2 separate regions of the Homo sapiens genome follow, and region 2 is linked to region 1. A link is an interaction called in ENCODE POLR2A ChIA-PET data of the cell type or tissue named here. Cell type or tissue: B cell. All regions are shown on one strand. Links, peaks and the distances in the headings refer to the core of each region. The heading gives the core; the rest is flanking DNA.

The links. ChIA-PET counts read pairs that join two places held together with the same protein. Peaks named below come from ENCODE experiments on the same cell type or tissue, not always from the same donor. Only the 100,000 strongest peaks of a DNase experiment are listed, where the experiment ranks them.
Region 2: POLR2A ChIA-PET joins it to region 1 with 5 read pairs; 2 of 35 experiments call an interaction of 5 or more read pairs at or near these places.

Annotation. Positions count from the first base shown.
Region 1 is chr9:112,784,766-112,789,295 of GRCh38, reverse strand. The region is part of intron 1 of SNX30 (sorting nexin family member 30); the gene reads right to left. Among named protein-coding and RNA genes, the nearest start is that of SNX30, 36 kb to the right of the region's middle. In B cell, for the core only: no CTCF peak of the experiment used is centred there; a DNase peak (open chromatin) is centred at 1,935; H3K4me3 peaks cover 716 bases; H3K27ac peaks cover 1,396 bases.
Region 2 is chr9:113,230,852-113,235,381 of GRCh38, reverse strand. All of the region lies in intron 1 of SLC31A1 (solute carrier family 31 member 1), which reads right to left. LOC107987119 (a long non-coding RNA gene) reads left to right here. Exons shown (of 3, transcript XR_007061737.1): 3 at 1-604. Among named protein-coding and RNA genes, the nearest start is that of SLC31A1, 12 kb to the right of the region's middle. In B cell, for the core only: no CTCF peak of the experiment used is centred there; a DNase peak (open chromatin) is centred at 2,281; H3K4me3 peaks cover 863 bases; H3K27ac peaks cover 1,362 bases.

The sequences.
Region 1 (4,530 bases), core at 244-4,243:
AGAGGCATTTCCGAGAGCCTGTTCCTAACAATAACTAAGATCCCCAACACAAAAATTCTTCCTCTGCTGCTGGTCAAGGATGTGCATGCCACCTGGAGGACTCAACAGAACAAGCAGACAGCTTTCTACAAAGACAGAATGCACCTTTCCAGAGGGCACGAACAAAGAGAACACAACTCGACCTAAAATCCTGTTCTCGGGGCCAGGTGCAGTGGCGCACTCATGTAATCCCAGCATTTTGGGAGGCCAAGGCAGGAGGATTGCTTGAGCCCAGGAGTTCAAGACCAGCCTGGGCAACATAGTGAAACCCTATCTCTACAAAAAATACAAAAATTAGCTGGGCGTGGTGGCGCATGCCTGTGGTCCCATCTACTGGGGAGGCTGAGGTGGGAGGATCACCTAAGCCCAGGAGGTTGAGGCTGTGGTGAGCCGAGATCGTGCCACTGCACTCCAGCCTGAGTCACAGAGCAAGACACTGCCTCAAGAAAGAAACAAAAAATCCTGAAATCCTGCTCTCTTTTCTGCCCACTTTGACCCTCATTCTCAGGATCTTGCCAACTGAAAACTTATAAACCTAAGGAAGGCATTCCTCCACTGAAACTTCTGCACCAAAATCACACAAGGGTCTAGGGTGTAGAAGCCCCCAGAGATCATCCAAGTTGTCTCTATTACACATATGGAAAAGTCTTATACGTAACAAGCATGAGGTCCCTCGAGTGGTGTGTGAGGAGCCCAGGTAGGGCTGTGCTACACCACAATCCAGGCGTTCCTTAGGTAGGAAGAAGGTGCCTAGAACGACCCCTTCATAAACAATAGTTCTTTTCCTACCCTTCGCCCAATTCCTCTTAACTGTACCATCTGTTCATCTTACAAAGCCTGGTTCTCATTGACATGTTTCTGTGCTACCATCTGACATGGTACTACACACGCGGAGTGCACTCTGCATGTGACCTAAGAAGTCAGGTGCCTAAGGAAAGTCCAAGAAAACGGCATTTTGAGTTTTCAGAACAAAGGCCTAGAGGAAACAAAATATCATACAGAGCTGAGTATGTGCTTGTTGATTAATCATCACCCCAGCCCAAACCTTCTCAAGGACAAAAAAAAACACTCAAGTGAGGAACAGGGCAGGACTCAACTTCCAATAGCAGGTGCCAAGTGGTTACTGTTAATCCACTCTTACAGCCCACACTTCTCAGATGTGCTGCAAAAGCCTTGCACTTTTAGCAAGACTAAAAGTGTCCTTGCCTTGGGTGGATCCCCTGAGGTCAGGAGTTCAAGACCAGCCTGATCAATATGGTAGAACCCTGTTTCTAGTAAACATACAAAAAAAAATTAGCCAGGTGTGGTGGCATGCGTCTGTAGTCCCAGCTACTCGGGAGGCTGAGACAGAAGAACTGCTTGAACCCGGGAGGCAGAGGTTGCAGTGAGCCAAGATCGCGCCACTGTACTCTACCCTGGGCGACAGAGCGAGACTCCATCTTTAAAAAAAAAAAAAGCGTCCTTGCCTCAAAAATTACCGAAAACTCACCATTCCTCTACAATAGGGACTGTCTCTCTGAAACCCATAGGCACCTTGGGGGCCAAAAATTATGCACCAACATTTGCATGTGCACATGCAAATGCCAATCTTCTTTGGGAGCTTAGATGTTACATCTAAGCTTCTTAGGAGAGAACCTATAATTATTAGAGCCTCAAAAATACCTAGGGAGGGAAAAAAATCACGACAGATTCTAAACTGTCTCTCTAAACTAAAAATAGGAAACAGAAATACATTTCGACCTACCTGAGCTACCCAAATTCAAACTGCCCTCTAGTATAGTACTTCCACATTTAATGATTTGTGACACCCATACCCTACCTATGGGGCTGGGGGCTGTCCTTAAATCCTCAATCCAAACCTAAAATGAACACAAGAGGATGTGCTAAATGAGAAGGAAACGTGTGACTACATTCAAATAGGTCATACTTCCTTCCACAGTGTCTTCACTTCATTTTTTTCTCCCCGTACAGAACAGGTTCTCCCTGTACAGTACTAGTTTTGTGGCACTCAATAATGTTGTATTGATTTAGATCTGCATCTCACCACAAAGCAGCTAGAAGAGATGTTTTTCCGTGGAACTTTTCGAGGCCTGAGACACAGTTTCCACACAGCATCTTTTTAGAATCCTGAAGTGTGCTAGCCTACAACCCAAAAGTACAGATGGCCTTCCAGGCTGGAGCGCCACCTGACTGGCTACCTGGCTGCCCCAGATCGAATTCCCACATTCCCACTGACATGACTCAGACCGAATGTGGGTGATTTCTATTCCCATGGTTAGCGTGTTCACTGGAAAAGAAAAAGGCCCTGAACCAAGAGTCTGATCATAGTTAAAACATTAAAGAATAAGAGAAAAAACAGGAAGAGGGTATTCTAAACCAAAATGGCTCAAAGGAGTTTCACACCTAAGTAACCAGACAAGGAGAGGTAAAGAAAATTTTAAAAAGGCAAGAAGGGGCCAGGCGTGGTGGCTCACACCTGTAATCCTAGCACTTGGGAGGCCAAGGTGGGCAGATTGCTTGAGCCCACAAGTTCGAGATGAGCCTGGGCAACATGGTGGAACCCCATCTCAAAAGTTTAAAAAAAAAAAGTCAAGGACAGACGTAAAAGAAAAGGGCCTTAAATTTAATACTGGTCACACAGTCTTGCCCTCTCACATGGGCATTCTGAGTCCAGAGACAGAAATGAGCTCTGTAAACAAGGGCCATGCACTACTAGGAGAGGGACAGACACAGAAGAAGGAAGAAAGTGAAGGAATGAATGAGGAAAAAAAAACTCTTACAGCCTTACTTAGCTATAAACTATGAGGTGTAAAATGAAGTCAGAAAAGAGACAAGAGGCCAGGCAGGGTGGCTCAGGCCCATAATCCCAGCACTTTGGGAGGCTACAGCAGGCAGATCACTTGAGTCCAGGAGTTCGAGACCAGCCTGGGCAACACAACAAAACCCTGTCTCTACAAAAAAAATACAAAAGATTAGCAGAGCGTGATGGTGCACGGCTATAGTCCCAGCTACTCAGGAGGCTGAGGTGGTAGGATCACCTAAGCCCAGGAGGTCAAGGCTGTGGTGAGCCAAGATGGTGCCACTGCATTCCAGCCTGGGTGACAGGGTGAGATCTTGTCTCCAAAAAAAAAAAAAAAAAGGACAGCTCCTACATGTTAGTACAGCAGCAACTACAGGGTATCCATCTGTATGGAGAGGCTTGGGGGCTTATCTTGAAGCCAATATGCAAGAGATCAATAAGCTGTAAGGATTTCTAAAGATGCTTTTATTTCCACTTCACATATGATACAGAAAACCATCAGCTGAAGAATATTATTATTATTTAGTTAAGGTTATTGTTGAAAAGGGTGCTGATAGATTAAGGGAGAGGTGGCTTTCCTCAAAGCTTCTCCTAGGTATAGTGTTGTTAGACAAAATTTAGCTAAAAATTACATTCCTAGGCTGGCAAGTAATCCTAGCACTTTGGGAGGCCAAGGTGGGAGGATTGCTTGAGCCCAGGAGTTCAAGACCAACAACCTAGGCAACCTAGTGAAATCCTATCTCTACAAAAAAATTTAAAACTTAGCCAGGCACGGCCAGGCGTGGTGGCACATGCCTGTAATCCCAGCACTTTGGAAAGCCAAGGCAGGCAGATCACTTGAGGCCAGGAGTTTGAGACCAGCCAGGTCAAGATGGCAAAACCCCATCTCTACAAAAAATACAAAAATTAGCCGGGCATGGTGGCAAATGCCTGTAATCCCAGCTACTCAGGAGGCTAAGGCATGAGAATCGCTTGAACCAGGGAGGCAGAGGTTGCAGTGAGCCGAGATTGTGCCACTGCACTCCAGCCTGGGTGACAGAGTGAGATTCTATCTCCAAAAAAAAAAAAAAAAACTTAGCCAGGCATGGTAGTACACACCTGTAGTCCCAGCTACTCGGGAGGATGAGGTGGGAGGATCGCTTAAGCCCAGGAGGTCGAGGCTGCAGGGAGCTGTGATCACACTACCATACTCCACCCTGGGTGACAGAGTGAGGTCATGTCTCAAAAAAAAAAATTACATTCCCAAAATATAGATACAGTTAAATGTGTTGTAAGCAACCTTCTTCAAGTAATGAAATACTTGATTATGTTTCTATGAGATGGCAGAAAGAGTGGGACAAAATAATCACTCCCTATTTATTCTATAGACCAAAACATAGGTGTTTTCCAACACACAGGAGTTTTAAGCAGCCTAATTAACATGGTGCTATACTCCCCCAAACCACGTATTAGAAGATATGGAAAGCAAAATCTGTTCGCTTATGTATTCATCCAAACACTTATCAAGTTCCCATGGACTGCTAGGTGCTATTCTAGATGTGGAGGAAAGGGAGCCAATAAGGAATTTACTTGAGGAATCTAGTTTAGGTGACCTGTGTACTAGAGCCCAGAAGAAAGCCAGAATAATTCTGTTCTCCGAGGAAGGCTTCAGAGAGGGAGGTTTGACCTGGGCTTGGCAGGATGGCAAGAGA
Region 2 (4,530 bases), core at 275-4,274, 450 kb before region 1:
GCTGTGAACATTTGCAAATACTTTCCCTCCCCAAGATTGGTCACATTCTTCTCAGCACTTATTAGAGTCAGTCTACTTAATTTTAGCCATTCTGGTGGGTATAAATTGAACTTTAATTTGCATCTTCCTAATGACTATTGAAGTGGAAACTTTTTCATACATGTATTGGCTTTTGGATATCCTTTCTTTTGTTAACTATTTGTTCAAGTTTGTGGCTTATTTTTCTGTGAGGTCTTTTTCTTACTGATTTGCAAAGGTTCTTTACATATTCTGGATGAGTCTTCTATCATCACACACATTGCAAATATCTTCTCCCAGTCTGTGGCTTCCCTTTTCATTTCTTTTATTGTGTCTTTAGATGAACGAACAGAAGTTTTTACTGTTAATGTAGTCTATTTATCATGCTTTATTTGTTATCCTAAGGGGCACTGCCATCCTTAAAACTCGTAACAAGTTACAAAAACTTTGTAAGGATAATAAGTACACGTAAAACTGGGATAAAAATCTCACAACAGTATGAATATCAAATGTAAAAATACATATTGAAGAGACTGCCATGTTAATAACATATATAGTAAACAATAAATGTTAATTACTTTCCTAACTCAAGTGCTTCTCAAAGTGTGGTCCAAGGACCACCTGGATCAGAATCATCAGGGAAGTTTGGGTAAAAATAAAAATTATGGACCCTATGCCACACCACTGAATCACCTCTTAGGGAGTAGGGCCTCAAAATTTAGGTGCTTATCAAGTTCCATGGACAATTCTTATGCATGCTAAAGCTTGAGAACCACAGTTCTGAATTACAGAGATGTACAACATAGATACTTAGTACACAGAATCTAAGAACTGGATGTTCAACAAGTGAGAGCTAAAAAAAAAAAAAAAAAAAAAAAAAAAATGATGGCCAGGAGCGGTGGTTCATGCCTGTAATCCCAGCACTTTGGGAGGCTGAGGTGGGTGGATCACTTGAGGTCAGGAGTTTGAGACCAGCCTGGCCAACATGGTGAAACCCCATCTCTACTAAAAATACAAAAATTAGCTGGACGTAGCGGTAGGTGCCTATAATCCCAGCTACTCAGGAACCCGGGAGGCAGAGGTTGCAGTGAGCCAAGATCACGCCACTGTACTCCAGCCTGGGTGACAGAGCAAGACTCAGTCTCAAAAAATAAAAAAAAAAAGTCAAACAAAAAGACAAATATTGCATGTTCTCAGTCATAAGTGGGAGCCAAAAAAGTTGATCCTACGGAGGTAGAGAGTAGAACAGTCACCAGAGGCTGGGAAGGGTGTATATGTGTGTACTCAAGGTGGGGTGAGGGTGGGATTGAAGACAGATGGGTTAACAGAACAAATAGATGCTTAGATAGAAGGAGTAAGTTCTAGTGTTTGACAGCACAGAAGGGTGACTATAGTCAACAACAATACACTGTATATTTCAAAATAATTAGAAGATTTGAAATGTTCCCAATACAAAGAAATGATAAATGCTGAAGGTGATGGATATCCTAAATACCCTGATTTGATCATTATACATTGTGCAATTATTAATTATTGTGCCCATAAATATGTGCAATTATTATGTATCAGTAATAAAGAAAAGAAAGCCAAGATTCAACCAGGAACTAAAATAATGCATTTGTTTATTTTGAAATTCCAAAAAGGTCACAGAGTTAGCCCAGTCTCACATAAAATTTGCACAGACCACCACCTAATAATCAAAGAACTTGGGGGTTAACACTGAATTTAATACCAAATCACTCGTCTTTGGGATTTGAGAGAGGTTTTCTAACGCACTGTGTAAGTAAAATCTCTAAATCCCAGAGGGAGGGGAAATTAAATATTTTTGTAGTTTTATTTTTGTAGACTAGTTGTGAAATACAGGGATTGAACTACCAGAAAGACAGACCTCAAACAGGAAGTACACCGTTTTGCTGAGACTTTTACATTTGTTCCCAGCTGACCTCTCCAGGGTTTGTCAACTGTCTTTCTGAGATTGGGATTCGATCTGAGATCCTGAATAGCCCACCAAAAACAAAAAAACACAAGGAGGAAGCTGTGGGTAGAAAAGATATTTCCCCTTTCTTTATTATGGCAGCTATTCAAATACACAAGGAGATCTACTCATTCTCTAACCGGTAAAACTGTACCTACTGGTTGTGGGCCCTTTGGCAAATTACTTAATATCTTCTTGCCTCAGCTCTAAAATTGGGAAAATAAAACTAACCTATTTCATAGGATTGTTTTAAAGAATTATTAGCAGGAGTTCACTGAGGCCACAGCACAGTGGTTAAGAGGGTAAGTTAGTTTCCTCTAAACTAAGGATGTTTATAGCAACTACCTCTTGACAGTATACACTTAAACACTTACTTAAGCACAGTGTCTAAACACAGGAAGTTCTTGATAAATACTCATTTTTACTTCTCAATCTACTGTTCTCTCTATATATGGTATAAGTGCAATTCCTCAAATCCTTGATTTGTCCACCAACTACCCCATAGCTAACACTTCTTCCTTATGTCTGCTGTTCTTTTTTTTTTGAGACAGAGTTTCACTCTCGTCACCCAGGCTGGAGTGCAGTGGTGCGATCTCGGCTCACTGCAACCTCCACCTCCTGGGTTCAAGTGATTGTCCTGCCTCAGCCTACCAAGTGGCTGGGATTATGGGTGCCCGCCACCACACCTGACTAGTTTTTTTTTTTTTTTTTTAATTTTTAGTAGAGATGGGGTTTCACCATGTTGGCCAGGCTGGTCTCAAACTCCTGACCTCAGGTGATCCACACGCCTTAGCCTCCCAAAGTGCTGAGATTACCAGTGTAAGCCACCGTGCCTGGCCATCTCTGCTGTTCTTGATTTGGGAGCTTGCAGGGGTGTGCAAATGAATCTAACCCATTTAAATTTACCGACAGAGATGGCCTTTATCTATGTTGAATCAGGTGGTCAGTCATTTTTTTCAATTTGATTCCCATCTGTATCACATTTTCTTTGAAATGTTTTAAAGTTTCTGGCTTCTTTCTCCCTGTTTTCTGACTATAAATAATGCTTCTTCATATTCCTATGATAATTTCACTAGGATTTTGGGAAGGAAAAGAGATGAGTTCAAAACGCCATCTTGAAATGGAAATAATGATACATTATACTAGGTTTTTGTCCATCTTTTCTATGTTCCAATTTTGTAAGAGTAGTAGCAATTCTAAGCTATAACATAGAACCATGTATTCTGTGGTATTGCTAAAAACATAACGAAGGAACTGTTTTCAGGGCTACTTTCTAGAAAGTTTGTAAGCTTTTACAAGTTGCCCAAATAATAGGAAGAAGTCCAGTGAGGCACCTAGTTTCAACTACCCAGCAGCAATTTTCCCTGGGAATATGGCATTGAAGAAAACATTTGGAAAGGTAGGACTGCCTAAGTGAGCTGCATGTTAGACCATATAATTCTGTTATCTGTAACTTTACAGGAGTTATAGTCCACATGTGGGCCTGGCTATCGCCTATCCCAGAGTTTATCAGAACTCTTCCACAGAGATACTATGAGTACTTAACGTATGGCCCATAGACAAGTTTTTAAAATCTAAAATAAAAAAAAATCAACACTAATCAAACTCTATCTTCTAAATGTCCAATAAGCTAGAGTTCATATTCATCTAATATTCACTTTGATCTTGATGATTTCATACACATAAAATGGAATTCATGTGAATAAAAAGATACATGTGTATTTTGAATTATACATTCCAATGCTGTTCCTACCAGGTGTGCCTAACTCCACAGCTACCACTAATGCATAACTAAATAAATAATTTCCCCATTTTTTTTTTTTTTGAGACAAGATCATATTCTGTTGTCCCGGCTGGAGTGCAGTAGCATGATTACAGCTCACTGCGGCCTACACCTCCTGGGCTCAAGTGATCCTCCCACCTCAGCCTCCAGAGTAGCTGGGAACATAGGTACATACCATTATGCTCAGCTAATTTTAAAACTTTTTGTAGAGAAGGGGTCTCCCTATGTTGCCCAGGCTGGTCTTGAACTCCAGCCCTTAAGTGATTCTTCTGCCTCAGTCTCCCAAAATGCTCGGATTACAGGTGTAAGCCACCGTACCCGGCCCCCAATTTTTAAGCGCAACACAAAGAATGGCAGCAGGAGCCAGAAAGATAGGTGTGTGTGCGCATTTACTTAAACATAGGCAGACACAGACTCCTCTTCAAGATAATTTACTTGGTCTCTTGTCCTTTCCTGAACCAAATTAAGCATGCAAAGGGATGGCTTGATAGGTGTGTCAAGGCTGAGCAGGGAAAAGGAAGGATATGGCACTTGAGAGGGGAGCAAAGTGAGGTCAGATCACTTTGACATCTACCTCAATTCAACTCAACAAGTATTATGAAGTACCCTCTGCCCCAGAGGCTATAGGGAATTCAGAGATGGAAAGGATGGAGGCTCTGGCTTAAACTTGCTATTGAACAGGGAAAATTTCACAAATGGCTTATTGTACCTAGAAAGAGAATGAGGGAGGTGAGATGGGGAGAAAAGAAAAGTT